Linked DNA regions of Homo sapiens: regions 1, 2 and 3 are each linked to region 4. The links are chromatin loops, found by intact Hi-C in ENCODE. Cell type or tissue: A673. All regions are shown on one strand. Region 1 has its middle 45 kb from the start of FGF13-AS1. Region 2 has its middle 63 kb from the start of FGF13-AS1. Region 3 has its middle 140 kb from the start of F9. Region 4 overlaps F9 (coagulation factor IX).

Region 1 (8,000 bases), 800 kb before region 4:
AAAACGTAGCAAATATATAGAAATTTATTGTACTGGTAGAAACAAAGTAACAGTTCCAAAAGTGGTTTCCCATTTTCATGGCTATGAGCTACACTTTGGATTTTTAGCGTACAGACATCAGGATAGATCTGATTAATCAACTTTCTACCTTATCAGTGTACTGGAGTTCTGAAAGAGACTAATTCAGTTGAAAATAAACAATGTCAATCTATAAGATTCATGAGATGAGTGTATAAATGCTGTAACCTTCCCAACCTCTTCAGTTTTGTGGCCAAATCTGGTAAATTTCTGAGTGTAAGACTGAACTCTGTGAAAGTAGATGTTTCTTTTATGAAATGCCTCAAGTTAAGCCAAGAGGAACTCTCAGTGGTATAATATGGAGACAGGATTGAGATGTGTCCTGGCTGACTACACTTGACAGTTAACAAGAATAGTTCTAGTCTACTAAATGGCAGCATTCTTGTTGACTTAATCAAAATTGATCTGATGCTAGGCTTCTAATGATGCTCTTTTGTTTGAATAAAGCTGATTGATCTCTTTACTGAACTGGTTGTGTCTTACTGCTCTCTAAATAGCTAACAGGTTGTTCTTCATTATGGTTATCAACAACAACAAAAAAATCACACTACCAGCACATAAATGGGTTTCTGATCATGGGACTCACAACTGACAAAATGCCAAGGCCTCTGATCATAGTGGTAACAAATAGTTTCCAAGTAGAATCAACTTTATCAGCATTTAATACACACAGGTTACTAATACACAGTCTTAACTGGAATTTTGAGTAGAAGGCATCTTCTTGTGTTTCTTCTTATCAAGGAGTGTGCGAAATATATGTAAATGTTGATGTTTTGCTCGAGACTGGAGAATTTCCAGTAAAATGGATGTGACATAATTCAGTGTATGCATATAAAGTGCACTAAAATGGAGGCTCCATAAGGACATGAATATTTGTTTGATTCCCTGTTATGTCCTCAGTTCCTTATATAACACCCAATGCACATTTTTTGAAAAAATAAATGGATATGAGTATCACAAAGAGTGTCCATTTGATTACCTTGACTCCCTCACCTTCTCTTGGGCATACCAAACTACTTTCAGCTTCATGAGTAAGTCAGGCTCTCTCTCCCACTAGGCTTTTGCATCTTTTGCTGCTGCCATTGGGAATCTTAATTTCCAGAATACTAGCCCCACTCACATTACTTCACCAGTCTCAGGACCTGAGACTTCTGTCCTTAGAAAGGACTGCTTCAACATTTGGCCCTTGGCTGGTGTCTGGGAACTTGGCTGGCAAAAGTTCTTTACACTGATACAAAACTTGCTAAATGGTAAAAGTGCCTCACTATGTTTAAATAGTTTTGCACAAACAATGTGGTTTATGCCAAACCCCTACCTGTTTCCCTTCTGGGCATCTAGAATTTTGGTACATCCCAGGCAGAAGATGCCTATGTGATCAGTCCCCAGCAAAAACCGTAGGCACTGATTCTCTAATGAGCTTCTCTGGTAGACAATATTTCATGTGTGCTGTCATACTTGTTGCTGGGGAAAATAAGCACGTCCTGTGTGATTGCACTGGGAGCGGACTCTTGGAAGTCTGTGTGTAGTTTCCTCCAGACTTCTCTCCATGCACCTTTCCCCTTTGTTAATTTTGCTGTGTGTCCTATTGCTGTAATAAATCTTAGCCAGGAGCATGACTATGTGCTGAGCCCAACAAGTTCCAGAGTGAATCATCAAACCTGGGGGTGATCTTAGAAGCCTCCAACATATCTTTTACTATACACTCATCACATTTCATGAAATAAACAAGTAGCCTCAGATTCAATCTAGACAGTAAGTTTTATGAGGGCAGTAATCTTCCTGGTTTCACTCACCACCATATCCCTAGCACCTAACTCCATGCCTTGCACATTGTGGATATTAAAAATACTATTGGAATTCAGGAATCAATCAATCAATAAACCAACCAGAGAATTCTCTATAGGGAATTAAGTTAATCAAAGTCTATACTTACAAACCAATTGTTAATAGTTAGAGGAATGGTTATAAACTCAATATTGGTTTTGATTTTTACACTTCAAGGTCCAACAATTTCTTGTGGAATACATGTCTAAACTTATAATAAGAACTAATTCAAAAATATGATCTAATGCATTCAGCTTTTTCTTTCTCACATTTAGCCTAGTATGTGGCCTGCATAAGGCAATAAACATGGTTATTAAATAACAAATACATGAAAATATATAGCAAGTTCAAACTCTATAATGAAATTACATTAGTTTATTCTCAGAATAAGAAATCACCCTGAACTGTGAAACACCATTCATTAGCAAGTCATCACAAACTTGCATTTCTTTTCTGCAAAACTTGTTGTTTGACAAGAACTCCAAGCTTCTTGCTCTAACCCATTATTGTAATGATGGGGAGACAAAGGTTCAGAGAGGAAAAGAATCAGGGCTCTCTGATAACTGTATGCAGTGTGTTATGGATTGAATTGTGTCCTCACAAAATTCATAGGTTGAAATACCCCCAATACCTCACAATGTGACTATATTTGGAGATAAGGTCTTTATAGAGGTGATTAAGTTAAAATGAGGCTGTTAGGATGGGCTCTACTTCAATCTGATTGGTGTCCTTATAAGAAGAAGATATTAGGACATACAAAGAGACACCAGGGATGCATGCACAAAGAAACGTCTGTCTGAGAACACAAGGAAAAGGTGTCCATCTGTAAGCCAAGGAGAGAGGCCTCAGAAGAAACCAAACCTTGAACTTGGACTTCTAGCCTCCAGAACTGTGAGAAAATAAGTTAGTGTTGTTTAAGTCACCCCGTATTTTGTTATGGCAGCTCTAGCAAACTAACAAAAGGAGTTTCTCATCCTCCAGATGAAAACCTTTGCTACAATTCCTGTCAAACCAGAGAAAAGAGAAGGCAGCTGGCAGTCAAGGATTCCAGAAGCCCTGGGCAGTTTCTCCCTCTCTCCAGCTGTCCAGTCAAATTTCAGGCTGGAGAAGCCAAACTAGTCACTGGGAACTGCGGTGGGGGTGGGAGGAGTCTGCCTGGGCAGCCAGTTTGAAGCAGGACTGCTGTGTGCTGGCTATTAGCAGGCAGGCTCCTGGAGATGGCAGCATTAGCTAATGATTGCTCCTTCAGGCAGGACAGCTGCCTTTCTGCTTTTTTCCATAGCAATTTGTGGCCAGGGAAGGCTAAGCAACGGGCCCAAATAAAGCAAGGACCCTTGCCAGTGCCATATGTTTCTAACTGAAATGGGGAGCCCTAGAAATGCTTTTAGAAATAACCATTTGCTCTTAGCTAATTGCAATTCCCCTACCCCAGCCCTTTGTCAGACCGCAGCCTTCAGGAATACCAGGCTGCCTGGGGGACAATTGTACATTACATTGTCAGTCTGGGGTGTAAATTTCCCACTCCAGTCATCCTGTTGAACTCACAGTTCTGTCCCTCCTCCTAATCCTCCTTCCCCAACATGCCATCCATATTTCTGGCTCCAGGTGATGTCCACTATATACTCCATCTGGAACACCCTCCTTCTTTCTCTTGATCTAATTCCAGTCCTTTACCTACTTCCAAGCTGAATTATACCTCTGTTATCTGTGAAGCCTTCCTTGGGCACCACAAGCTGCAGTAAGGCTTCTTTTCCTGAAGTGTAATGGTGCATAGTGACAAGGGACCTATACTGGAGCCACATCGAAGGAGTTGAGCAAAAGGTACACAGAGGCAGGGGATGGGTGCGATGAGAAACAACCCTGTCTGTGCACCTAGTATGCCATTTACTGGCTTGGTACCTAATCCCATGCTGCCTGAGGAACATACCTAGCATCCTGGTTTGACTCTTGGTCACATTACATATCATGTGCATTGATCACTACTGCCTCAGGGTTTTCCCTGCCAACCTCACCCCTTTCCCACCTCCCCACCCTTTGAGCATCACCTATAGTGTATGTCGCTGAATTCCAAGTGGCATGCAATTTTCTGCATGCCACTTGGCATATTCTCCCAAGTGGCTTGCAATTTTCTGAACTTGGTGCTGAATAGACATTTAGAGGTGAATTCAAATCCAGCATGGAACCTCTGTGAATTTCCAAGAAACTCTAAAAACAACTATTTTGCTGTGTTTTCTGCCATCCTTAAAATGTCAGTCAAAGGCCTGAAGGAAGAGCTAGCTGCTCTGTGAATTTTTTTTCTCTGTGAATTTTTTTTTCTGTGCCTAGAAATGTGTGTGAACCAATAGTGAGCTGGCAGTATATGAGACATGGCAACGGAGCACAGGAAGGAAGACACCAAAAAATGCCCAACACAGGATCTCTGACCTTGAATTGTTTAGACGAATAAGGAAGACAATATACTGAGTGCTACAATGAGGGACAGGCAAGGAGATGTGGGACCATCAGGAAGGCAGAAAGGAATAGAAAATGAGGAAAGTTTACTGAGAACCTACTATACACCAGATTCTGTGACAGCTGCTTTACATGGATGATCTACTTCAGTTCCTTTAGCAACCCTGTGAATTGGTAGTATTATTACATCCATGTCTGACAAAACGAAAATCAAGGATAATTGAGTTGCCCAGAGCTGCACATCAAAAAAGTAGTAAGGGTAGGAATTGAACTCAGGTCAATTGTACTTCAGGGACTGTACTGTTAGTCACTGTGCTGAACTAGCACATGCAGTACTGAAATTCAGCTCTAAATCTGTGGCAAGTTAACTTTTACTAGGCGGGAATAAGGAAGCTGTGTCTGCTCCTCAAAGTCAAGTTGGAAGGGGAGAAACAAATGCAGGGGAAGCCAGAGTGATCCCTAAATGTCCCTACTACTACACTTCTTCCTCCCATCTGAGCTCAGGGAACCTAGTCCTCTCCTCCTCCCTCAATGTACATACCGGGGGAATGTACTCTGGGGAAGAGAAAAGGACCTGTCATGTGTTCACACAGCATGTCTCCTGATGCTCAGTGCACTTCCCTTGCACCCAGGTTTTAGTCCCAGAATGTTACCTTCTCAAAGCAAGGACCGTACATTTCTATGCATGGTCTTTTCCAGACACATCCCAGCTAGAGCAATCAACAGCCAAGACCTCAGCAACCGGACCACTGAAACTGACAAGAAAAACACAGCAAGTTCCTAGGTCCTCATGCTTGGCATTGCAGCTCTCCACTCATCTCTGCTCTGGATCTTCGACCCTCTCTTCTCAGTGACCACTAGCTAGTGGTTGAGATGAGTCCAATCTGGCTCCTCTCACACAGGAAATGCAAGGCCCTTGGCATACCATGTGTCCCCTCCTTAAACTGCTTGGCTCCTGCAGCCTACCCTGAAGCTTTCTGGTCCCCCAGCTCTTTTTGCTTTTCAGCAAAAAAAGAGTTTTGATTACAAAAACTGTCAGAAGTAAGAAAATTTATCCTTGTTAAAGGACACAGCCAAAATCAATATATACATTCTATTCCATATAACAGTCATTTCATTTATGCTAATTAAATAACAGCTCCACAATCAATTATTTGGCTATTTACTAATGGAAAATAATGAAAGCGACTCATGTGAATAAATTCATGCTCCTCCTTTTAATCATTTTAGGATGGTCTGCACACATTTTAATACAAAAGTGCTCACATTCCAGGTTTGCCGGAACAGCAGGCAGGTCCTTTCCTTGAACGACAACTCCTTAAGGCCAACAGGGTAGCAAAAAGTAATGAGTGGAAGCTGAGAGCGTAAAAATATTTACTGCACATAGTCCACATTTGGTTTCCATTGCAGGTTGGTCTGAGTCATTGCTGGCTTTTGGTTCATAAATTAAAAAAGCAGATTTCTGGGTAATTGCAGATTCCCTGACCAAGGGCTTGGGATGGCATCACGTATCTGACAAAACCACTTTTGCTTCAAGAACTCAACACTCCTAACCTTCTGCAATAGATTGGGAACACTGCATACACCAAGCGAATATTGATGCCCCGACATCTCCTTAGGGCTTATTTCAAACTGGTTGCCTCCCCTGTAAAATGCCATTTATGGCAACTGGCTGAGAGGGAGCTATTTATAGTAAGCAAAGCAGGGCATTGCTCTCCAGACACCTCAAGTGTGCTTTTCTCATCACCTGTTTCTCTGAACAAGCAAACAAGGGAAGAATGAAGTTCTAATGCTGGCTGAGGAGAAAGAAAATATGTGGAGCAGCTACAAAAGATCAGCTTGCTGTTCTCAGGCCCTGGTTTCCAGGGGAGATGCAGTAATCTTTAACCTTCTCAGTGCAGTCCCGCCTGCCTTACTCTGTAGCTGAAGTCTGGCCACTGCATTGTCCCAACTGGCCTACTTCTCAAGTGCAGCATTGGAAAAGTGGAAGGGGTATGGGCTGTGGAATCCAAGAGACCTAAATCCACTCTGCCACTTAGAAGTCATGTGACTTTCGACAATTACATCACCTCTCTTAACTTTAGCTCCTCATCTGTAACTTGGAGCTGTGTAGGCTTGTTGTGAGGCTAGAGCAGTAAAGCAGCTGACACATCATAGGCCTTCTGTAAATGGCAATTGTTACTGTTAATAGTGAAGGTCAAGATCCTATATTTCACCTCTTCTCTATACCTAACGATTAGCACCAGTGATTTTATGAATGAAAACAGCCTTTAATAAACCCTTGCTATATGCCTGGAACTCTGCTGGATGCTATGCATGCCTTGTTGGGGTGTATGAGGATGTAGTGGGGGTAAGTGGGGAGATGATTGTTACAATGAAAGGAGTCCTCTGCTTTCTGAACTCCTGTCACCTTTAGCAACCATTATTAAGCTCAAAGATGTTTGTGCCAGAGTTCCTAAACAATGCACCGTTAACCCAGATCGATGTTATTTATATTGTCGTGCACCTAACACATATTTACCATCTTTCAACAATTCTTTGCAGTCATCCTAAACAGAATAAGTGGAAAGGCACCACTGTGTGGTTTGAATGTCTATGTGTGCATGTACCTGTGTGTGCATACTTGGACCAAAGAGAAAGCAAGGAATAAAATCCCTTTGCAAGTGCTTAAAAAGCAGTTTCTTTCCATTAACCCTCTTCCCCTTCGTTTGAGTTCCAGTGTTCATTCCTAGGGAAAAAGGACCACAAAGCTGACACAAGCCTGCCTCGGTGTTAGCCCCACTTTACAAAGTTAGAGAAGAGAGATTCTGGAACCCACCAAGGTGGGCAGGGGAGGGTGTTGTGGGGAATCTGGCCAAAACAAAGGAAAACATTTACAGACAATTAGTTGCAAGTTAGAAGACTGAGGGCTAGCAGGCTTGCCTTTGTCCATACCACTCCTCCTTATCCACAAAACCCTGTGAAGCTCAGCAAGTTTAACTACTTTGTCCAAGGTCATGTGGCTAGTAAGAGGCATAGCCAGGATTCCACTTCAATGTGAGCTTACTGTCAAGTCCTCCAGCTTTCTTTCCTCTTGTACCATAATGTACCATGAGGACTTTATTGACAGGTCACTGGGTCAACACAGAGCCAGATTAGAATCCATATCTAAACTGTTAACCTAGGTTCTCTAACATCTCACCATAAGAGGTGCCTAGAAAGCTACAAGTGAAAACAAACAAAAAAACAAACCTGGAACAATCAAGTAAGGACAGGTCAAAATGAAAGCTAAACTTTCTCCCAGCTTCTAAGAACATGTGTCTGGTCACAAATTGCATTACATCAGGTACTGGATCAAAATCCAATACTGTCATACTGGATGTAGATTTACATGGATGTAGATACTGGATGTAGATACTGTCATATCATGTAGATTTATGTTCCTCTCCGGCCCTGATCTCAGCAGAATCACCATGTTAAATGTGCCTGAAAGAACTTCAGGGGTTTAATTCAAGTCAACTTAAAAGGCCTTTGACGATACTTTTTTATGGTTCTTGAGATTTAATATTCTCTACAATGCTGCCTGCTCTTTCTCTTGCTTGCCATTCAGATCTTGTTAATGATTACTGATGAATTTCACAAAGGTCACAGACACAATTTTTTACTCT
Region 2 (8,000 bases), 780 kb before region 4:
CTCCTGCTTAAATTATTATGTAAGTTGGTTGTACTCAGCTGATAACCCATTCACCAAATCAGACATCTGCTACTCATTTGTTTCTAAGGAAGTGAAGACAATTCGGCAGGATTCCCACTATGATGAAACAAGTTAAAATTGGTCTTACTGCTGTAACTCAATTATGTAATCTGGAAATTATAATTAGTATATAGGTTTGCCAGATGAAATATAGGGTGCCAATTTAAATTTGAATTTCAGATAAATGATACATTTTTTAGTACAAGTCTGTCCCATGCAATATTTGGGATCAACTTATACTAAAATTGTTTTGTTGTTGTTTCTCTGAAGTCAAATTTAACTGGCTGGCCTCTATTTTTGTTTGCTACATCTGAAAACCCAACATGTGATACCCCTGCAACAGCTAAACAGGGAAGATTTTCCTGGTACTTCCCCTCCAGAAAAAGGTATATTTGGGGTAGTAATTAATAGAGACACATGAGAACGCTCTCCGGTCATTCCCTGACTGCAAGATAGAGTATACAAGGAAAAGAATACAGTCATGATTCTGGAAGATAAAGAAGCTCTTCTTGCAGAAAAAAAAGGAGGAAACTCAGTTTAGAAGGATTTAGAACACCAAGGTGTCACTGCTAAATTCTGTACAGACTGTGATAACAAATCCATTTGAAGTGAAAAAGAGTGCCTTCATTTTTGCTGTTGATTTGTTAGGTTTTGTTCTCTCTGCTTTAAGAGAGCATATAAATTTATTTTTTCTTTAAAATGAAGTTTTTAAAATATTACATTGAGGAGAATAAAAATATTTATATACAAGGATTTCATAAAAGCAAATATTAAGATACATATGTGTATATATATATATATATATATATATATATATATATATATAGTAAAATCATCTCTATAGTGGGACAAATGAACATATCCATCACCATGTCGTATACCTTAAATATGCACAAAATTTATTTTAAAATTAATATACTGAATGTAAAAAATAAAATAAGATTTCAACTGGAAAAAAAGCAAGAATTAAACGTGATAATGCATATTAGGCATGTAAACATGCCTAAACATTAGGCTAAATGTTCCAGAAATTAGACTTGTTAATATTATCATCTTTATTGTTGTTATGATTTCTACATCTGGAGCAATCTAATATGAGCTTCCTTTCTTTTAGCACATAACAGGAGGACTGTTATGTGCTTATGTGTTATGTCCCCTTAGAAAAGGGGACACCCGTACCTTGAACTTTACCCTCAAGGCTGTGTTTGTGCTCTCAAATTATGGCACACTCAACAGCAAATGTTTTACCCAGATACAATTTTGATGCCATTTGTCTTCATTCCTTATATATTTTGTATGTGAGTTCTTCAATCCATGCTGTTTTCATCCATTTTTTTAAACATTGGCATTGGGCAAACTTTGCTGAGTTTTGTTAGTGAGTTGCAAAGATTGGCAGAGGTTGTACGTTACTTTCCATTCAAAGGCACGTTCTGCTAACAAGATTATGAATTAGAAACCTGAACTCTACCATAAGATGATTCACCATGGTTTAGGCCAAGCCACTTTTTCTTTTACCTCTGGGACCTATTTAATAGGCCATTAGCTTTGAAAACCGTCAAAATCCAGGAAGTACCCTAAGTATAAACAGATCCTACATAAAGCTGGTGTTACCTTTCATATGATTAGCTCCTGATAGCAATCTGGACAAGTATCATTCATTGAGTCTTGCTGGCATAACTAGCTATAAAAGTATCTATAGTGGGCTCAAATCATAGTAGCATAGAAGAATATTTCTGCACTATTGACCGAACTAACTGGTGTGTCAGTTTTTAAGTTCAAGTTGATGGCTGGTCTATATTTAGTAAAAAAAAAAAAATAAAAATATATAAATAATATATTTAAAAATGCCCTCATTGAGAAATGATAGAGGTGATTGAATGAATGATCAGCAAAAGCAAATGATAGTTGCCACATAAAATTAAAAGAGGCATCAGGATTCCAGGAGGGAAGTCAATTCAAATACAGCCATGAAATCAGTTAGTCCACCCATATGGCCTGTGACCCCACAATGTATAGTGTGCCTGGGAATCCATCCTGATGCACAGTGCTGCTCCTTCCAGTGGGGTCACTTGCAGCCCTTCCAGAAAAATGCTGATCTCACTGGGTCCTCAGAGGACAAAGGAGCAAAGGTGGACTTGACAATGGGTGAAGTTGATGAGCTTTCCAGATTTCAGTGATCAAGTCACAGGGAGTGCAAACATGTCATTATTCCCACTTGGACGTTTTTACAACATAGTAAACACTCATGACTACAGCCCATCATGATCCCACTCTGAAATACTGAATTTGGATCTCCAGACTCAAATGATGAATGTTATCCATGTTTCATAAAGTCATGCTACAATATGTTGTCAGGTGGTTAAGGCATTAAAAACAAAGTGAAATTTTAGCCGTTCTTAGTCCATAGCAGTTAATTTTACAGTTTTACTTCTTAGCTGTCAATACCTTTGCCATGGCACAAAATTAATTTATGATTAAAAAATTTATTAGAGAATAATTTTCAAGGAGGGGTGATTTTACAACTTGGGGACAAAGAGCATTCAGCATCAACCAAGTATCCACAGAATAGGCCTAAGGTACTATATGCCAGCAATGCAGCATGCCTTTGCCCTTACCTTATGTAGCTTCTGTCCAGCTATTTCAGCTGATTTTGTTAAAGCCAACCGAGAACAGGTTTTGCCTTCACAAATATACACGTGAATAGATACAAATAATCTAAGTCTTGGCTTATCTTCTCCATAACTTGATACAAGCCCCCATGAGCCATTCATTCCAATGACAACAGTCTTACTGTCCTCTGTCCTTTCATTGTCCCATGCTTTTGCCTGTAAAGCTCTTGCCTCAGGCCCAGATTTACAAAAATGATGATCTAGTAGAAAAAAGTAGGTAAGGGTATTCCTACCCATTCTTCACAGGAACTGGGAAAAATAGGAACTCAATAAATAAATTATTGGCAACGTTTTCAAAAGAAAAAACGAATAATGAAATTTAACTCAGCTTACAAAACACAACTCTAATACTTCTGCAGGAATAGAGGTGATGATGGTAATGATGATGATGATGATGACTGATGATGGTGACGAAGACAGCTAAAACTTATACACAACTTGCTATGCATGAGGAATTATTCCAAGTACTTTGGAACTCACTTAACCCTTGCTTCAATCATATGAGGTGGGCAGTATGTGATCTCACTTGATATATGAGGAAACTGAGGAATAGAAAAGCATAGCACTTTGGCCAAAGTCACCCATCTAGTAAGTAGTGAAATTAACATTCAAACTGAGAGAGTTTGGTGCCAGAGTCCTTGCTCTTACCCACCATTCCAAACCATTATGCTTTCCTAGACCTCTCATAGCACCTCCACAAAATTTGGCTTAACTCCACACTGTTGGCACTTAACAGAAATTATTAAAATAGAAGGCATGGTATCTAAGTGCCCACTTCCACACCAAATGGTAAGATTCCTAAAGGCAAGGCCCATGTATTATTTGTCCCTGTATCATCTAGGGCCTACTACAATATCCTGACCTATCATATACCCAGAATAAATTAAGTGAACTGATTTAAAATATTAGGCCAATCCATAAGAAACTGACATTGTTATAGGTCAAAATAGTTGATTGTCAGCAATTTATTTTCATTAAACTTAATAGAATATGGACAACACCCACCTGCTCCGAAGCTACCCATATTCTTCATGCTCTTTGTTTTTCTTATTTTTAAAATGTTTATTTATTTATTTGAGACAGGGTCTTGCTCTGCCACCCAGGCTGGGGTGCAGTGGTGCAATCTTGGCTCACTGCAACCTCCACCTCCAAGGTTCAAGTGATTCTTGTGCCTCAGCCTCCCAAGTAGCTGGGATTTCAGGCATGCGCCATCACGCTGGCTTATTTTTGTATTTTTTATAGAGATGGAGTTTTGCCATGTTGGCCAGGCTGGTCTTGAACTTCTGACCTCAAGTGATCCACCCTTTTTCTCCTCCCAAAGTGCTGGGATTACAGGCATGAGTCACTGTGCCCCAGCTCTTCGTGTTCTTTGAATGATTTATTAATTTGCAGCACATTGATAATCAGGAAGAGAAAAATACCATTAGAAAGTTTACTCACCTACTACTGATAAGGCCAGGACAAGAAAAAGTTCATAGTTCTTGATTTCTTAATGCAAATATTTTATTCTTCATTTTCCTTTATGGTAGGTACATAATAATGACTTGGGGTGTCTACAACACCATTTTTAAAGGTCTCCAAATCGCAATGGACAGTGCGTCAAACATTTTATCAAGGTGATGTTTAAATTAACAAAGTCTCCATCCAATTCTTATCTCGTCTCTCATTTATTCATTTAATTCTGCAAGTAATTTTCAAGCATTTCTTGCAGACCAGGACTCGGGAGATACTAAAAAAATATAACCCAGTTCTCACTGGCGACTCTTAAGTGGTAATGATATATCACTCCACAAGATGGCACTAATTCTTCTTTGTATTCCTTTCCCATCGTGATAGAAGATCCTACGATTTTTCTGCTGTCACAGAATACATAGAAGCATGACTTCTGTTTTGCAATTTATGCAGCTGACTGCCCATATTAACATATTCCAGACACTTGAGTCCATTTGGCTTTCTCAGGGACTTTCAAATGTTACTTTGGGAGAGGGTGTATATTATAGCATGGAGATATGTTGTGATGTGAGGGAGTTGAAACCTTTTCCTATTGCCGGTCTCTACCCTGGAGGAGCACTCAGACTTCAAGAAAAGGAGGGCAGAAAGCTGCATACAACATAGCAAAATGTATGCTAAGGCTGGAGAAGCTCAGTGGGCCTTGGGCACTTGCCTAAAGCTTCCCAGGGAAATAGATGCTCCAACTGCATCTTGGAGTTCCTCATATGCAGCTTCCCCATCCCTACTATTTCTACCAAGACTGATATTATGTATTTGTGCCCACTGTCACCTAGACCCTCTCTGACAAAAACATGGGATTGGCAAATTGTGACCTATGATTTTACTTCAAGAAAATATCCTAAGCCTGCAAAGAATACTTTTGAAAATCATAGTAACACTGAATGTTATATACCAGGCAGTTTGCTGCACACATTGTAGAGCTTATCTTATTTAATATCTCGTAAGAACCTTACGAGATATTTTTGCCTACATAACAAACACTTATACCATATTAAATGCATTTTCAAATATTAACTCACTTCAATTAACCATCATAACGGTCCTATGAGGATATATGCTGTTTTAATTTCCATTTTGTGGGAAACTGAGGCACACAGGGATTTAAGTGATATGCCAAAGGCCTCACAACTGGTAAGAAGTGCAACTGGGGTTCATAACCAAAAATGTAAAACATCGAGTTTGGGCTCTTATGTTGCCTCTCTGTTTCACAGGAAAGTAAGTAGATTCATCGGCTAAGAATGTCCTCAAATTCCTGCTACCAAACCTATAAACCTATCTGAATATGCATCTTCTTTCCTCTCTGTCCTTTGCTAATACTTATATCCTCATCTGTGTTCTGAGTTCTTTTCTCTAAGCACTTTTTGGGACCTCGCTCTGTTGACTCTCCTCTCCCTCTCTTTGCTTCCCATTTTAGGCCTTTAAACTACAATCAGATGTCTGGTCCAGACAAGATGGTGTAGATGTATTTCTCCCTGCTCCTCTGCCCAAAGTATTAATACAAATATGAACCCTGGGAATAATGCAAGCAACAACTAGAGGAAAACTCTGTAAGGTGGTAAAAGGCTGGCTAACTGGTTTAGGATCCCAGTATTGGATAAATAGCACAGTAGCAGGGTGTCTTATGATCCTCCCCCTATCCAACAGAACAAGGTGACACAGACCCAGCATTTCCTGATCCCTGACAGAACAGCAGATGGCAGCCCAGGTAGGCTTGCTTCTTTACTGGATCAAATGGTAATTCCTCTCACAATATCAGGTGAACCTGGGAATGGCAGCAAGGGGACATGATTGGGAGCCCTACTAATAATAAGTAGCCAGGGGAAGCACTCTCCTTCCCTGACAGCCCAGGACTCTCTTCCCTTACTGTGAAACACCAGGCAGCCAGGCAGTACTGGCAATGGGTATCCTGCCCCAACAAGCAGACCTTGTCCAAAAAGGTTTTTTGTTTCTACGGACCTGACACTCTCTCCCATTTTGAGAGACATCAGGTATCCAGGAAACAGCAACCAGGGGATTTCTACCACAAGAGGGTGCCCTGTACGTGAAGCATTTTTGTCCCAACAAAGGAGAAAAAAGGACCCAAGAATCCCTTCTTCTGCCAGAGGATGCTGGAGCAGGTGGGTGGAAATGATGGGAAAGGCCCAGCCACGACAAGTGGCCTACCAAGGAAGGTTCTTTATTTCTGTGGGCCTGGGAAAACCCTGTCTGCTCCCTCAGGCAGCACAAGCAAGGACCAGTGGGAGTTCCCAAGGCACCAGATAAACCATGCCGACCAAAATAGCACCGCGAAAGCTCTAAAAATATTAAACTGCCATTGTAGCCTCAACTCACAAAGTAGGCCAGAACCTTGACGCCAAATCTCAATGGAGTGACTTCTTGCTAAAAATACAAGATTTAGATAGGATCCATAGTCTCCCAATATATTAGCCAAAATGTCCAGGACACAAACAAAAATATCACCTGTCATACCAAGATCCAGGAAACGCAAAACATAAATGAAAAAAAAAAAGATACTCAGTTCATAATAACATTGAGATGACTTAGATGTTAGCATTACCTGATTGATAAGGATTTTAAAGCAGCTATCATAAAAATGTTTAAACAGCAATAACTTATTGAAAAGGTGGGGGTAGGAGCCAAGATGGCCGAATAGGAACAGCTCCGGTCTACAGCTCCCAGCCTGAGCGACGCAGAAGACAGGTGATTTCTGCATTTCCATCTGAGGTACCGGGTTCATCTCACTAGGGAGTGCCAGACAGTGGTATTTCTCAAAAGAAAACATACAAATGGCACAGATATATGAAAAGGTGCTTAACATAATTATCAGAGAAATGCTAATCAACACTATAATGAGATATTACCACATCCCAGTTAAAATGGCTTACATCCAAAGTGGAGACAAGATGGCCGAATAGGAACAGCTCCGGTCTACAGCTCCCAGCATGAGGGAGGCAGAAGACAGGTGATTTCTGCACTTCCATCTGAGGTACCGGGTTCATCTCACTAGGGAGTGCCAGAAAGTGGGTGCAGGACAGTGGGTGCAGCACACCGTGCGCGAGCCGAAGCAGGGCGAGGTATTGCCTCCCTCAGGAAGCTCAAGGGGTCAGGGAGTTCCCTTTCCTAGTCAAAGAAAGGGGTGACAGACCGCACCTGGAAAATCGGGTCTCTCCCACGCTAACACTGCGCTTTTCCGACAGGCTTAAAAAACGGCACACCGGGAGAATATATCCCGCACCTGGCTCGGAGGGTGCTAGGCCCACGGAGTCTCGCTGATTGCTAGCACAACACTCTGAGATCAAACAGCAAGGCGGCAGCCAGGCTGGGGGAGGGGCGCCCGCCATTGCCCAGGCTTGATTAGGTAAACAAAGCAGCCCGGAAGCTCGAACTGGGTGGAGCCCACCACAGCTCAAGGAGGCCTGCCTGCCTCTGTAGGCTCCACCTCTGGGGGCAGGGCACAGACAAACAAAAAGACAGCAGTAACCTCTGCAGACTTAAATGTCCCTGTCTGACAGCTTTGAAGAGAGTAGTGGTTCTTCCAGCACGAGCTGGAGATCTGAGAACAGGCAGACTGCCTCCTCAAGTGGGTCCCTGACTCCTGACCCCAGAGCAGCCTAACTGGGAGGCACCCCCAGCAGGGGCACACTGACACCTCACACTGCAGGGTACTCCAACAGACCTGCAGCTGAGGTTCCTGTCTGTTAGAAGGAAAACTAACAAACAGAAAGGACATCCACACCAAAAACCCATCTGTACATCACC
Region 3 (8,000 bases), 170 kb before region 4:
AAGCCATAGGCTCTATCCTTAGCACACTACATGTAAGTATTTACATACACATATACATGCAATTTTGCATAGTTCCTGGGCTTTACAGTCCCCTCCATAAAACCTGTCCATCGAGCCCAGATTAAGAATCTGTGTTCCAATGCAGTTTTTTCCTTTTAAAGATAACAAAGCTGAGGATCAGGACCTATCTAAAAAGCAGAAAACTTAAAAAAGAAACTAAAGATATAAGATTTAAGAGAAGACCTTACCTGAGGAAAAAAACACTATGAATAAACTTTGAGATAGTAACCATTTTACAATCTATACGTATCTCATAACATCATGTTGTAAACCTCAAATATACACAACAAAATGTATCTACAACACAGGAAATCAAAGTAATAAAAACTCTGACATACAAAAAATAATTCTATGGAAATTAATAAGAGAATCTGAAGATTTCTAGTTCAACAAACTTGGCTCCTGGCTTTTCTAGAATCATGTGTAGGCAACAATTATTACTGTTATTGCTGTAGACTCAGTTGTTTAGTCTGAAAACATATGATCTTATGTTTTTGGGTCCCATATTTCTGCAATAAATATTTATTGAGCTCCTAAAAATAATTATATAAAAACTTCAGATAATATTATGAGTAAAATAGTTAAAAATAAATAAGTAAAATAAACTTTGAGAGTCAAGAGTCATTACTAAAATGTGGGACTTGCATCTGTAAATGGAATATTTTAAGGGATATATCTAGAGAAGAACAAAGACCTTTCTACCTGCTAAATTTATTATAAGTTCTCTTACTTCACACAGTCATATATATTTTAATAAATCTACACCTGCCTTTCTGTTAGTGTTTTGAAACTGCACACATCAGTCAAATAATATTTTTTCCCATTCTAAGGAAAGCTTACAAAGGAACTGTTTCTTTTCTTGTCTGTCCGTCTGTTTGCTTGTGGAAATAAATTTAGTGTGGACCCACTAATACATAGAAAGATTCTCCTAACTCTTGCAGTTAAGCATCTTGAAATGCCAAATGAAGATTTTCACGTTGACCAAACCCTGGCCGTTTCCACATTGTCTGCTTTGGAATGGTTTCCCTTGGGTATCATTTTTTTTTTTTTAGAGTTAGCTTAGGAGTGTTTCCTGCAGTGACTGATATAGAACCATGTAGCTTGAGACCAAGCAGTTACTGTAAATATATCATCTGTAATTCTCTCAAATCCCATTTATCCACAGAGTCATGTGAAGACTAGAACTAAACATTGACACCCGGAAGACGCATACCCTATAGGTTTCCACAAATCTCTTTTTCCTTCAGTACAATAAATCCACCGAGCTATGATATGTCCTGTAAACCTTAAACCAAACGTTGTCATCCTGAAGGGTGAGCACAGTTCCCAGTGAGAATATTGATGCTAACAGATTGAATGCCATGGAAACTGAGAAAGACCTAATTTAAACAGAAACCATTGCTATTTATTTATTTATTTAGATCAGTCTTCTAAACTCAGAGTGAGCAAGAGTTTGAGGGCTTCCAAAAATAAGATTCATAATATTTAAAACCAGTTGTGTTTTTCTGAATGTAGGGCAATGAATACTAAATTTTCTTTGCCATTTACTTCTTCCTTGCAGTGAATCAAGAAAAGACTTCATGACTATAAAATTCTTGAGGTTGGGCTTGAAAATTTTGTAGCAATTGGCAAAAATGTGTAGAGTTCCCAATCTTCACCTGCAGAATCATATACTTGTACAGCTGAAAGTCTTCTTGGAACCAGTTCAGAGATTATTTAATCAAGTTAAAGATTATTTTACTATACTACTGATAAACATGCCTGCTCACTTTTCTCCAGGGGTATGACATAGCCAGATGAATGTTGGTTTCACTTTCATTCATTTGAACAAAAGGGTGATTTGGTCCACAACATAATTAGCAAGAGTAGAATCAGTTGACTGGGGGGAAAATGGCTCAATTTTCACCTGGGGAAATGATAAATTACTAGGGGGCAATAGGCTGTGAAACCCAGAGTGCCGTGGAGATGAGAGCCAAACTCCTCCTGCTACTTCATGGGGTCCATGGTAAGGCCTGGTTGCCAGTCAAAGGATAGTTCTTAGATGCCACCTACTGAGTCTCCCCACAAAAATGGACAAACAACAATCAGACTGGTGAAGAAGCAAATCTAGGCATCTTCTGGGATCTTCTGAGAGTCTTATATTGTGGCCAAGCAGTCTCCACATAGCTTAGTGTTTAACATATGAACTATGAAGCTAGACAAAGCTAGGTGTGAATCCTGAGTCTGCAACTACTTGCCATGTGACCCTGGACAAGTTATTTAATATACCTGTGCCTCAGTTTACTCGTCTTTAAAATAAGATAGTGAAACCTACCTTGGAAGACTGCATTGAGAATTAAATAAAATAATATAACTGTGGCAATGAATCCTTAGTTGCCTCAAAAGTTGAGCATGTAAGCATATATCATGTTACAATGGCTGACCTGGAATAGGGAACTCAAAGTACCTATTATTTTTTCTGCTTTTTAGCACTGGGTTTCAAACTTTTCTTAGCAGCTAAGAACACTTAACAGATCATGGGACACAAGTCAAAGCTCAGTAGCGGTTTTACTCACTTCCACTTCCAGGTAACAACCTTACAATAAATTACCCTTTCCCAAGCCTCAGTTTCCTCATTTATATGATGAAGGGGTTAGATCATCTCTAGGGGCCCTTTCAGCTTTGGTATTCTAGGTTCCTGTGGTTTTATATCTAGAGACATAAACATGTAGAAACATTGTGTTCTTGAGATTTTTAAAGAAGTGATAGAGACAAAGATGAGGGGGAGAATTATTGGGAGTAGTGACGAGTTCAACCCTTAGGAATTCAAAGTGAAAGAGAAAAGAGTTACAGAATTCCCATAGGCTCTTCTAGGCAGGGAGTAAGGAAGCAGGTGTATGAGAGTTAATGACCTGACCTCGATCAGTTTCAGTGAAGACAAGAGATGATTGTTGGAGTGGGATATTTACCTCTCTCCCCTCCTCTCACCCACAGACATGGGAGACTCCTACAACTCATAGCCCTGGGGCCACTTGTGCCCTACTGAACATTTATAGACTAGGACCATGGACTAATGAAATCTGGCTATGGCCAGGTGTTTGTTACAGAAGAAACTGTGATCCATGCACCAGGGCCAATTTGAATGCAAATTTACCCACTGTAGGTCTTGGCATGAAGTAAGAAACAGATTTGTTTCAATCGAACAGTCTTTCTATTTGCAATCATACCACTGTGTGCTGTGATCCTATTAGTTATGACAAGCAAAGCAGCTCTGTGGGGCTGACTGCCTCCTTCCATGTGCACACACACATGCAACCTCCACGGAACACTCAGACTGGTATCATGGAGGCAGTAGGTGGCAGTCCTCTACTTTGTAACTCAGAAAGAGTTCAGGGATTGGAGGCTGTCTTCTGCTGAAGCAAAACTGTGGTCCTGAATATTTCTTGAAAAACCACTGTCTATTTTAAGGTTGATGGAAGGAATCAGATCTGCTCTTCACCAAGAGTAGGGCAGAAACCCTAGTTAATCCGCTAATGGGAGGCAACATAGTATGGTGGATAAGAGCATGGTTTCTGGAGACAAATTGCCTGAGTTTTCTTCCCAACTCTGCCATTTATCAGCTGTGTGACACTGGGCAAATTATTTAACATCACTGTGCCTCAGTTTCCTCCTAATGTAAAGTGAAAGTAATAGTAGAGCCTACCTCACAGGGTTGTTGAGAAAATCAAATGAATTAATATATATAAAGAAGTTATGACAGTGCCTAGCAGAATAAGTGCTATATAATTGTTTATTAAACAAAATAATCTTTATATGTTTGGCACTGTCTAAATTATCTCAAAGTCAATATTAATTTAGCTGTTTTTCTCCTTTATTAAAAATCTGCAGCCTACTTACAGAGCACAAGTACTAATGGCCAAAATCAGTAGAGAGGGTTTTAAATAGCTTCACATTACTTTGAAATCCAAATTATAAATCCAGAAAGATGCATCTCACATAAGACACTTGTGTTAGTTAGGGTAGGATAACTTCCAGGACAAAAAGATCCAATATATACAACTGGCTCAAACACAATAGTTTACTTCTCACTCATTAGAAGCCCACATGGATGCTCCTGTTAGGCAGACAGCTGTCTTCTAAATGGAGAATTAGGGACCCAGGCTCCTTCTACCGATGGTTCCATCATCTTCAACACGTGGTTTCCCAGGTCAATATGCTCCTCTGCAGCAGGTCAGTAAAAAGGAAAACTTTGGGACTTCTCTACATGTATGTTTTTGTGATAGGTTTAATTCATACAAATTCCCCTTCCCTTTCTCCTTGAATTCTAGTTAGGGATCAGCCATTCCAAAATAGGTCAGATGAAACAATTCCCGGCAGCACTTGTCAGTCCCATGGAGCCAGGCTTTGATGATGTGAGCCAATTCCAGCATCTCTTGGAAGCTGAGAATTTAAGCATGAACTGTTGATGTCACCCACTCTTTACTGAGTGGCAAATGGCCAAGCTCAGTAACTCCAAAAATTATCCTTTCCTGGATGAAGAGCAACAGTTTCTGATGCTTTGTGTTTCTTCTTATAAAGATTCAAAAGTAAGGCTGGAAATGAATTCAAAGCAAAGCTCTTTTCAGATCTTCACTTTGATAGATAATATGAATATAAATTGTTTAAAAGCAGAAATGAAATCTTCCAATAATGATTTTAAAATTCTCCTGGTGTGATAAGATGTGTTTCACCATTAGGTATGCTGTGGGTTTGAGGACTGATCTAGTTTGAACATAGATCAGAGGCATGGGCACATCTGAAATGTAGAGCCTGGTTCTCATGCAAAACAGAACAATGATGTGAATGTGTGTGTGTGTGTGTGTGTGTGTGTGTGTGTGTGTGTGTGTTTGCATATGTGTATGAATGTGTGTAGGTATGTATGTTTATGTGTTTGTACATATGTATATGAGTATGTATGTATATTGTGTAGGTATATGTATAGGCATGTGCCTGTATCTGTGTATGTGTATATATGTGTATATGTATATGTGTTTATACGAGCACGTGCATCAGCATGTGTGAACATGCATTTGTGTCTGTATGTTGGCATACGTATGTGCATGTGTGTATGCCAATGTATGCCTATGCATCTGTGTATGCATGTTTGTTGTGTGTGTGTTTGTATATACATATATACGTATGTATATTTTGGCATGTACGTATGTATATGTGTATACGTATGTATGTATGTATATGTTAATATGTGTGTATTTGTATATGTATTTGTATATGTGTGTATTTTATGTTAGTGCATTGCATGTTTACATATGCATATGTGCATGTGTATATGTGTGTGTGCATAGGTATACATGTATTTAAATGTATTTGTAAGTTTGTATGCATGTTTCCTTGTGTATGTGTGTTTGCATACCTGTGAATATGTGTGCAAGTATATATATGTGTATATGCTGTGAATGTGTGTATATTTATAGGTTTGTGTTTGCTTGTATAAATGGATCTACATATTTTCATGTGTAAGTATGCATGTTTTCATGTGTACTCATCTGTGTATGTGTATATGTATGTGAGCATTTATGTGTATACATATGTATATATTATATATACATGCACACACAAACACATGGAACAAGTTTCAAAAACAATATTTCCATCTCCAACATTCAATGCATTCACATTTTTTTATTCATTGCTGTCTCATTAATAAAATATCCAGGTCATGACTACATATTTATCATCATCTATTAATGGGTTGCAACCACAGTGTGGAAAATACTGGTAGGATATAGTAATAGCAAATGTTTGTTAAGCACTGGCTATATGCCAAGCATTTTGCATATATTATTTCATTTAACACTCATAAAAATCTGATGAGGTAGGCACTGTTATTAGTTCCACTTTATGGATGAAACAGCAAAGTCATAAAAGGGTTGATTAACATGCCACAGCCAGAATTAACAAGTTCATCGTGGTTCCTAAGCAGAGCCAGAATTTGAAGAAAACAGTGTGGTTCCAATGCCCTAGCTCATAACCAATAGCCTACAATGTTCTGCCATCCATTTGTAAAGAGGCCTCTCTAATCCCCTTGTCTATGGTCCTTGTTAAAAGCATATTCCTCCCCCACACCTCCCTACTCTATTTTCCCACCTCCAGTGCCTGCTACAGGGGCCATAGCTGCCAGCCTCCATAACTTTGGCTACAATTACTCAAGAGAATGTGGCACTGCTTTCTGAGTCGATGGGCACAGATGTCATGGAACCAGATGCAGCTGTAAGATATAGTCATTAATCTTCAGCAAGTTTCATTACTATGATTTTTCCAGTAATAATGCTTCCCAAGTCTTTGGGCCCTAGTCAATCACAGGAATTGGGAGATGGGCCCCAGCAAATCAAATTGACTGAAATTTCCTGGCATGTCTGAATGAATTATGGGCATAAATCTATGGCTTTCATCACCTTTATGAGTCTTGTTTTGACATCTACTAAATGAAGATAACAATAACTGCAACCTTTATTAAGCCCTCCTTGCTGATTTCTGTTAATTTTCATACTTGACAACTGTCAACTGTTCTTTTTGTTCTTGTCTTTGTTGTTGTTGTTGTTTTGTTGTTGTTGTTGTGTGTGTGTGCATGATTGCTTTCTGCTTTTCATCTCCCTAACTAGATCATAAGCAACTCAAGGCCTAAATCATCCATCTCATTTCCTGATTGTTCCCCAGCCAGCTGAGGGAAGTGCTCTGCATACAAATGCTCCAGTGCAGCTGTGCCTCCTTTGCTCATGTACTGAGCTCCTATCCTGTGCCTGGCACTGTGCTAGAACCTGTGGATACAGAGAGCCAAAAACACATAGCCCCTGCTATTAAGGAGCTGTGATGGTTAATACTGAGTGCCAACTTGATTGGATTGAAGGATACAAAGTATTGATCCTGGGTGTGTCTGTGAGAGTGTTGCCAAAGGAGATTAACATTTGAGTTAACGGGCTGGGAAAGGCAGACCTACCCTTAATCTGGGTGGGCAAAATCTAATCAGCTGCCAGCACAGCTAGAATATAAGCAAGTAGAAAAATGTGAAAAGGGAGATTGGCCTAGCTTCCCAGCCTACATCTTTCTCCCATGCTGGTTGCTTCCTGCCCTTGAACATCAGACTCCAAATTCTTCAGTGTTGGAGCTCAGACTGGTTCTCCTTGTTTCTCAACTTGCAGACAGCCTATTGTGGGACCCTGTGATCATGTGAGTTAATACTTTATATATATATATACACACATATATATATTCCATTAGTTCTGTCTCTCTAAGAACTCTGACTAATACAGATTTTGGTACCAGGAGTGGTTCTAGACGAACAGAATATTAAGGATGGTTTTAGGGTTTCTGGAGTTGGTTGCTTAATATGATTATACCCCAAAATGCAAAGGACTCTACTTCTCATAGTATGGAAAATACTGATAGTCCTTGGTGTGAACTGTTTAGAGAGTTATGCAAAATAAATGCATTTGACACTCCTGATTCATCGCTCATGAGAGGCAAGGAGTTTACTGACTCTTTTCATAATACCTTTGACCACATGTGTTCAGTGGACAACATGATGAAAGAAAATGATGAACTCAGGGATTTTATCTCCCGGCTTTAGAAGCAGATACTGAGCCTCACATCTGCTAAGATTGCCCTGAGTGAGAGTCTTATCTCCTGTAGAGAAAGCACTGAAGTTGTGGAAAAGCAGACACAAGCTCTTATCATGCGAGTGGCTGACCTGCAACGAAAGGTGCATGCACAGCCTTGCCAGGTGCCTACTGTTAAAGTGAGGGCATTGATTGGAAAAGAATGGGACCATGCAACTTGGAATGGGGATGTCTGGGAGGACTCTGATGAAGCTGGGGATGCTGAGTTTGTAAACTCTGATGAAACTTTTTTTTGCCGGAAGAAGCAGCTTCCCCATCCCCAGTAGTAGTAACACCCCCTCCCCGACC
Region 4 (8,000 bases):
TGTAGGTGAGCTGTTTGCAAGAGCCACAAGGGAAAGGGGAAGACAACTTCTTTGTGGACTTAAGGGTGAAAGTTGCAAGCAGGCAAGACGATTCTGACCTCCATTAAGAAAGCCCTTTCCAACCAACAACCACTGGGTTGGTTACGCAGGTTGGGCAGCATTGGGAGCAAATGTTGATTGAACAAATGTTTGTCGGAATTGTTGACTTAAAGAGCTGTTCTGTCACTGGGGACAGCAGCGGCTAGATAGCCCCATTCAGGGAGAGGGCATTTGTTCACCTGGCCAGAGATCAGAGCAGGCTAAGGGACTGCTGGGATCCTGTCCAGCTTTGAGACCCTACAGAGCCATGTTCACCTAGCACGTATCCCGTCTGCGGTCACGCTCATTTCTTACCTTATTCCAGGGCTTTCACCTCAGCTTGCCAGGCTGGAGCCAAGGGCCAACGCAGCCGCGCCTTGTTCGCGATGGTAGCTTCCCAGGAGCCCCCTATGGTTCCGGAACGGCGCTGCCGGCCCCATCCTGTTTGCTACCTCCTAAAGCCAAAGGCACTGGCGGGCCGGGCCAGCTTCTAAAGTCGCGCAAGGTTAGAAGGTTCCGGACAGGAACGGCGTGAGGCCAATGGAAGGAGGTACTTCAGTTTCCCTCCAGATGCCCAGCGATGGGCTCAGAGCTCCTTGAGAACTCGGGAAAGGAAGCAGGGTCTCTGAAGAAATACTTCAGGAGTAGAAAGAGGAAGCTAGAGGGTTAAATGCACTACACAGGAACAGAAATGAGTTTTTCTTAGAGTTAGTATATGTCTAGAGGTGTAGTAAACTAAAACAAGTCTTGAATTGCATACCGCCACGTAGGGAAGAAATGAAAACCTTTGAATATTAGTGAAAAAAGGGAAACTGCAACGCCTGTATTACTAGATAGCTTTCATCAACAGCTCAAAACCGACAGATTTAAAGAAGCAACACCGCATTTTGGCTTTCTAAAGCTTTAATTTGGTTTGGATCCCATGCCCATGACCCTGCCAGCTGACAATTCTAAGCATGCGCAAACTGGCCCCAAAAATTCCTCCCACATTTCCGAAGAACTATTTGGCCCTTTATGTGAAGTACCTGGTTTTTCCATTTTCTGTTTTACCATAGGCCTCAGTTCGGTGTGTGGCGTATTTATTCTACATTTAACAATTTGAAGATCATTCTATTAGATTAAAAAAAAAGAATACAATGGAAGCCAAGTGATTAAGCTTTCCTTATGCTTATATTAAGTTGTAGCATATGCATTTACCGATAGTTAACCGTATTAACCTACAGAAAATGTCCAGGGAAATGGTCTATTTCTTATTCTATTTTTGACCTAAAGAAAATCTTTAAAATGTCTTAGCATTTTCCCCAGTCTCCATCCACTTTCCTCAGCTTTGGCCTGAAGCTATCTTTAAAGGTACCCTGTACAGCTCTTGCCCTGTACAGCTAGCTACAGAGATTCAATCCTTTCTGTTCGATTAGGACACATCTCAGTGGCAGATAACATGCAAAGTTATTATATGTATGAACCAGAACTTGTTTTTCCTTAGGGGCCAGGATGTTACACTAAGGTCTTAAGACTATAGTAATATCTTCACTTGAAAAAGCCCTCTATTATTCCTATCTCAGATGATAAAAATTCAATTAAGAGAAATAAGAACGTGACATGTGTAATCGCACCTGGCTCTACAAAGCTAGTCTGGACAGACATTTAAACAATTATCCTCTAAGATTATTTGATGAAATGCATTTCAATGACTAGTTAACCATTAAAAACCAAAGTGAGCATCCCATCTGTTCCCAGTCAAATGACCTAGAGCAAAGGACTAGGCAAACCACATCTGTGGGCATAGCAAGCTGTACATCACAAACAAATGAATTTGCTTTGTATATGAGTGAGAGCAAACACTCTTTATTGTACAACTTGGGTGGGTAAGTAGGGAGAATAATGGTTTTACTGAAATCGCAGGTAACGGTTACGTTGGAGTTAAAGGTTAGGAAGAAAACCAAAGGGTAAGAGCTGTTGTTCTGGGCTGGCATTGTCAATGAAGAGCATAAATTCAGATGTGAATGTATATTTTGTAGAAGCATGTGTGTTGTTGGTTTTTGTGTATGTGTGAGTCTGAAAGAGGGAAAACAGGCTCCCATTAGACTATGACTAACAAAAATGTTTGACAGATTATAACTCAGATGTCTTACTCAGAGCATATGCCTTCCCATTTTCCCCATTATTCCCCAACATGATGTCTTTAAGAACTTGTCCTTGACCGAGCAGACATCTCATACCCCAAATAGCTAATATTTTGATAGCTATGATCCTGAACGGCCAAACATTCCAAAACCAAGTAGTTTGTAATATCTTTAAATGCAAATATATTTTAGGCCTTTTCCTTGGCAAGGATGTTTGGTCAGGGGTTGGCAAAAATAATGCTCTTCAGACTTAAAAGAACACAACCATATTTCTTAGCCATCCACCAGAAAGTAGTAGAAGCTCCAGGAAGCAAGTCTTTGTCAGGAGTCAGACTAGCTACATCATAATCTCTCTGCCCAGGGGCTGTGGATGTCATCCATCCTGGCCTAACTAGCCTACTGAGCTGAGAGATGTCCAATTTCCCCCCAATACACTAACCAGAGGAGAAGGACCGTGATATCATTGCATGTGAATTCTTAATTCCAATTGCTTAAACAAATATGTTCAGTTGTAACTATCAATACCAGTATATAACAGTGTTGGCCAAGTTTTATTGATGCTGACAATCAATTGGAGTTACAGCCAGACACATGGTCTTATGACCGGCGTACTTACGCAGGGCTTTGCACTGAGACAGGTCGTGCATCTGAGGTTTACTGCTTTGCATTTTTGTTTTGTAACTGAAGTCTGATGAGACAGCCAGAGCATGTGCTACCTAGGGACTTGAATCCCTGCAGCCCCATTTCACTTCTCACCACCTTCCGGGGTGGTTTCTCGACCTCCCACTCCCCTACCACCTGGTGCCTTAGCCAGCCCTGGCTCTCCCTCCAAACACCTGCCCAATGAGCACTGCCACCCCATGGTGCCCAGACATGCTCTCCCTCCTCATCCCTACCTAGCTACCATTGCCACTCCCCTCCCCCAGCGGGGACATGGGCATAGGAGCAGGGAGAGTTAAGGTTGGTCAGGTGCACGTGCCCTATGCTATCTTGGAAGGGGGCTTGGCCATGTGGCATCTCTGGACCAAGAATGCGCCACAGCACATTTGGAGGGTGAATGGTGGGGGCACACCCCTTGTCCACCTCTATTTCAGGCATGGAACACATCCTGGCATGAAAGTTGCAGTCCCTTGGGAATCACCTCTCCACCTTGATTGCCACAGTAGGCCAGTGACAAGGGAAGATTGACACATCATCCCCTGCTGGGGCCCAGTGTCCTGTGGCTGGCAGGCAGGGGATCCTAAGGACATGTGGGTGTTAAATTGTAGGGTGCACTTCCTGGGCACCTTTGAGGGTCTGCACTGCCCCAGCAAATATCCCCATGCTAGAAGGAGCAAAATATTAAATGGCAAATTTTAAAAATGTAACAAGATGGGTTGCAAAAGAGACTACAGAGGAAAGCAAAAGTTTTGTATTTTAGTATCTTCCATGGCACTTTTCTTCCTAGCTTTTGAACAAGGGGCCCCACATTTTTATTTCTCACTGAGCCCCACAAAGTATGTAGCCATTCCTGCCCGGAGTGAGGACTTTTAAAACATAAAGATTATCAAGTCTTGGAAATTCTGATTCAGTAGATATATAACAGGTCTCAAACTTAATTATGTAAAGAATATTCTGGAGAGCTTCCTTTTACCCAGTCCCACCCACCAAATATTCTGATAAATTAAGCTTCGATTAGCCCCCAGATCTGCATTTTATAAGGATCCCCAGATGATTCTACTGCAATTGGTCCACAGACCATGCCTGGACCGAATTTGGGTGCTTAGGAGCACAAATTCTGGAGCCGGGCAGACTTGAGTTTGCTTCCTAGCTTTACCAACTGATCTCAGGGGAGTTAATGTTTACCTCTAAACTTTAGCTCATGCATCTATAAATAAATATATTAATATCATGTCATAAGGATATTATGTTGTATTAAATGTCTTTAAAACACCACAATGATTAGCCCAAAGTAAACACTCAATAAATGTTCAAAAATTTAGGAAAATTGTTAAGACTGGGTTGTATGCACACTGGTGTTTATTATATTATGTAGTTTTTTCTGTATTTTTACAACATTTCAGAATTAAAAGCAACAGCTAGAAAAAGAGGGAAATGGCCGGGTGCAGTGGCTCACGCCTGTAATCCCAGCACTTTGGGAGGCCAAGGCGGGCGGATCACGAGGTTGAGAGATCGAGACCATCCTGGCCAACATGGTGAAACCCCATCTCTACTAAAAATACAAAAATTAACTGGGCATGGTGGCATGCGCCTGTAGTCCCAGGAGAATTGCTTGAACCTGGGAGGCGGAGGTTGCAGTGAGCCAAGATCTCACCACTGCTCTCCAGCCTGGTGACAGGGCAAGACTCCGTCAAAAAAAAAAAAGAGAGGGAGAGCCAGAGTATGAAAAAGGAAGTCAGAGCCCTTTAATGAGTCAGCTTTGTAGGTCTCCAGGTAGGAGGCTAGTGCTTCAGTGTCTAGGACATAGTAGGTGTTCAGTAAATTAAATTCAGGACAAAAAGAACATGCCCCAAGGACCATCTGATATCCACTTAAAGTGATGGACTACCTCGTTTCCCTTGTTTATGAATGGGTTCATGCCTAAGACTGTGTGCACTTTAATACAAGGGCAGTCGTTCAGAACTAGTCAGGTCCTGAAAAGGATTTACCAAATGTTGAGTGTGCCCTCTAGTGTTCACACTTCCCAGCTTTCTTCCTATAAAGGTGGATCAAGGCACTTGCTTACAACTGGAACTGAAATCCTCCAAGTCGATCTAGACATTGAGATGGAGAAAATATTCATTGTCGACTGTAATTATGCAACGAATATCCAGTTGAGATAATGGACTTGCCTCTTATCTAATAATACCCAGGCTCAATGCGTCACTGCTTTGTCCACTTTGCCCAAAATTCAAGCACAGCTAAGTTGATATTTTAGGACAAAGGCAGCTTACTATCCAGCCAGAGGGGAGTAGAATATGGTTAAGAGAGAGTGGAAAGAATGAATGAGCCCTGCTATTCCTCACTGCCTGGATGGCTATAAGCACAGCCCTTATGGAGGCCTTAGGTCTTGCTTCATAATATTCCAGTTTGAAAAGGGTTTGAAAAGACCTCCTAGAAAAATCAGTAGTTTTTCTCTTTTGAGTAACATGTAGCAAAAAAAATTTCATCATGTAGGTACAGGGAACACCCTAATAACTATTAATCTCAAGGAGTCAAGCCAGTGTGTTTCCTAATGTATCTGCTGTATCCCCATGAAGCAAATTTTGCCATCAGAGAAACTGACTCATGGGGAAAAAATCCAAGGACCTCAAATCACCAAAAGAAGCCATTCCTCAGATTTGCCTAAGCTTAAGCTTCCCTGTCTCTCATTGTGTGTTGCTTTCAATGCAGTTACATAAATGGCTTTTTTGTTTATGCACCAAAAACACTAATTCATCTGCAAAGCTCACATTTCCAGAAACATTCCATTTCTGCCAGCACCTAGAAGCCAATATTTTGCCTATTCCTGTAACCAGCACACATATTTATTTTTTTCTAGATCAAATGTATTATGCAGTAAGAGTCTTAATTTTGTTTTCACAGGTTGTTTTGAATGGTAAAGTTGATGCATTCTGTGGAGGCTCTATCGTTAATGAAAAATGGATTGTAACTGCTGCCCACTGTGTTGAAACTGGTGTTAAAATTACAGTTGTCGCAGGTAAATACACAGAAAGAATAATAATCTGCAGCACCACTAGCTCTTTAATATGATTGGTACACCATATTTTACTAAGGTCTAATAAAATTGTTGTTGAATAAATTGGGCTAAAGGCAGAAGGGTCATAATTTCAGAACCCACGTCGCACCGTCCTCCAAGCATCCATAGTTCTTTTGATATACCCCTATTATCACTCATTTCAGTGAGGTACAATTAGTTCTTGATGTAGCCATTTCCATACCAGAAGGCCTTCCCAAAAATCAGTGTCATGTCACCGATCCTTTTATCTCTGGTGCTTGGCACAACCTGTAGCAGGTCCTCAGAAAACAAACATTTGAATTAATGGCCAAATGAGTTTGTGCTCAAAAAAGGGGTGAGGATACTTGAAATTTGGAAAATCTAGGATAATTCATGACTAGTGGATTCATTATCACCAATGAAAGGCTTATAACAGCATGAGTGAACAGAACCATCTCTATGATAGTCCTGAATGGCTTTTTGGTCTGAAAAATATGCATTGGCTCTCATTACATTTAACCAAAATTATCACAATATAAGAATGAGATCTTTAACATTGCCAATTAGGTCAGTGGTCCCAAGTAGTCACTTAGAAAATCTGTGTATGTGAAATACTGTTTGTGACTTAAAATGAAATTTATTTTTAATAGGTGAACATAATATTGAGGAGACAGAACATACAGAGCAAAAGCGAAATGTGATTCGAATTATTCCTCACCACAACTACAATGCAGCTATTAATAAGTACAACCATGACATTGCCCTTCTGGAACTGGACGAACCCTTAGTGCTAAACAGCTACGTTACACCTATTTGCATTGCTGACAAGGAATACACGAACATCTTCCTCAAATTTGGATCTGGCTATGTAAGTGGCTGGGGAAGAGTCTTCCACAAAGGGAGATCAGCTTTAGTTCTTCAGTACCTTAGAGTTCCACTTGTTGACCGAGCCACATGTCTTCGATCTACAAAGTTCACCATCTATAACAACATGTTCTGTGCTGGCTTCCATGAAGGAGGTAGAGATTCATGTCAAGGAGATAGTGGGGGACCCCATGTTACTGAAGTGGAAGGGACCAGTTTCTTAACTGGAATTATTAGCTGGGGTGAAGAGTGTGCAATGAAAGGCAAATATGGAATATATACCAAGGTATCCCGGTATGTCAACTGGATTAAGGAAAAAACAAAGCTCACTTAATGAAAGATGGATTTCCAAGGTTAATTCATTGGAATTGAAAATTAACAGGGCCTCTCACTAACTAATCACTTTCCCATCTTTTGTTAGATTTGAATATATACATTCTATGATCATTGCTTTTTCTCTTTACAGGGGAGAATTTCATATTTTACCTGAGCAAATTGATTAGAAAATGGAACCACTAGAGGAATATAATGTGTTAGGAAATTACAGTCATTTCTAAGGGCCCAGCCCTTGACAAAATTGTGAAGTTAAATTCTCCACTCTGTCCATCAGATACTATGGTTCTCCACTATGGCAACTAACTCACTCAATTTTCCCTCCTTAGCAGCATTCCATCTTCCCGATCTTCTTTGCTTCTCCAACCAAAACATCAATGTTTATTAGTTCTGTATACAGTACAGGATCTTTGGTCTACTCTATCACAAGGCCAGTACCACACTCATGAAGAAAGAACACAGGAGTAGCTGAGAGGCTAAAACTCATCAAAAACACTACTCCTTTTCCTCTACCCTATTCCTCAATCTTTTACCTTTTCCAAATCCCAATCCCCAAATCAGTTTTTCTCTTTCTTACTCCCTCTCTCCCTTTTACCCTCCATGGTCGTTAAAGGAGAGATGGGGAGCATCATTCTGTTATACTTCTGTACACAGTTATACATGTCTATCAAACCCAGACTTGCTTCCGTAGTGGAGACTTGCTTTTCAGAACATAGGGATGAAGTAAGGTGCCTGAAAAGTTTGGGGGAAAAGTTTCTTTCAGAGAGTTAAGTTATTTTATATATATAATATATATATAAAATATATAATATACAATATAAATATATAGTGTGTGTGTATGCGTGTGTGTAGACACACACGCATACACACATATAATGGAAGCAATAAGCCATTCTAAGAGCTTG

The links. Peaks named below come from ENCODE experiments on the same cell type or tissue, not always from the same donor. Only the 100,000 strongest peaks of a DNase experiment are listed, where the experiment ranks them.
Region 1: a loop joins it to region 4, with 8 times the contacts of the local background. A loop is called at or near these places in 8 of 110 quality-filtered maps.
Region 2: a loop joins it to region 4, with 7 times the contacts of the local background. A loop is called at or near these places in 49 of 110 quality-filtered maps.
Region 3: it touches region 4 in a loop (3-fold over the local background); 2 of 110 quality-filtered maps call a loop at or near these places.

Annotation. Positions count from the first base shown.
Region 1 is chrX:138,753,338-138,761,337 of GRCh38, forward strand. It overlaps a transcript of FGF13 not described here. Among named protein-coding and RNA genes, the nearest start is that of FGF13-AS1, 45 kb to the left of the region's middle. RefSeq lists an enhancer at 6,991-7,520. In A673, a CTCF peak has its summit at 3,112 (motif pointing right); a DNase peak (open chromatin) is centred at 3,114.
Region 2 is chrX:138,771,173-138,779,172 of GRCh38, forward strand. It overlaps a transcript of FGF13 not described here. Among named protein-coding and RNA genes, the nearest start is that of FGF13-AS1, 63 kb to the left of the region's middle. RefSeq lists an enhancer at 6,642-7,841. In A673, CTCF peaks have their summits at 4,502 (motif pointing right), 4,706 and 6,259 (motif pointing right); DNase peaks (open chromatin) are centred at 89, 1,559 and 4,549; H3K27ac peaks cover 522 bases.
Region 3 is chrX:139,389,326-139,397,325 of GRCh38, forward strand. No RefSeq gene overlaps it. Among named protein-coding and RNA genes, the nearest start is that of F9, 140 kb to the right of the region's middle. In A673, a CTCF peak has its summit at 3,371 (motif pointing right); no DNase peak of the experiment used is centred here.
Region 4 is chrX:139,554,976-139,562,975 of GRCh38, forward strand. F9 (coagulation factor IX) reads left to right here. Exons shown (of 8, transcript NM_000133.4): 7 at 5,766-5,880; 8 at 6,549-8,000. The coding sequence ends at 7,096. Among named protein-coding and RNA genes, the nearest start is that of F9, 28 kb to the left of the region's middle. In A673, CTCF peaks have their summits at 4,884 (motif pointing left) and 5,087; a DNase peak (open chromatin) is centred at 4,866; H3K27ac peaks cover 1,140 bases.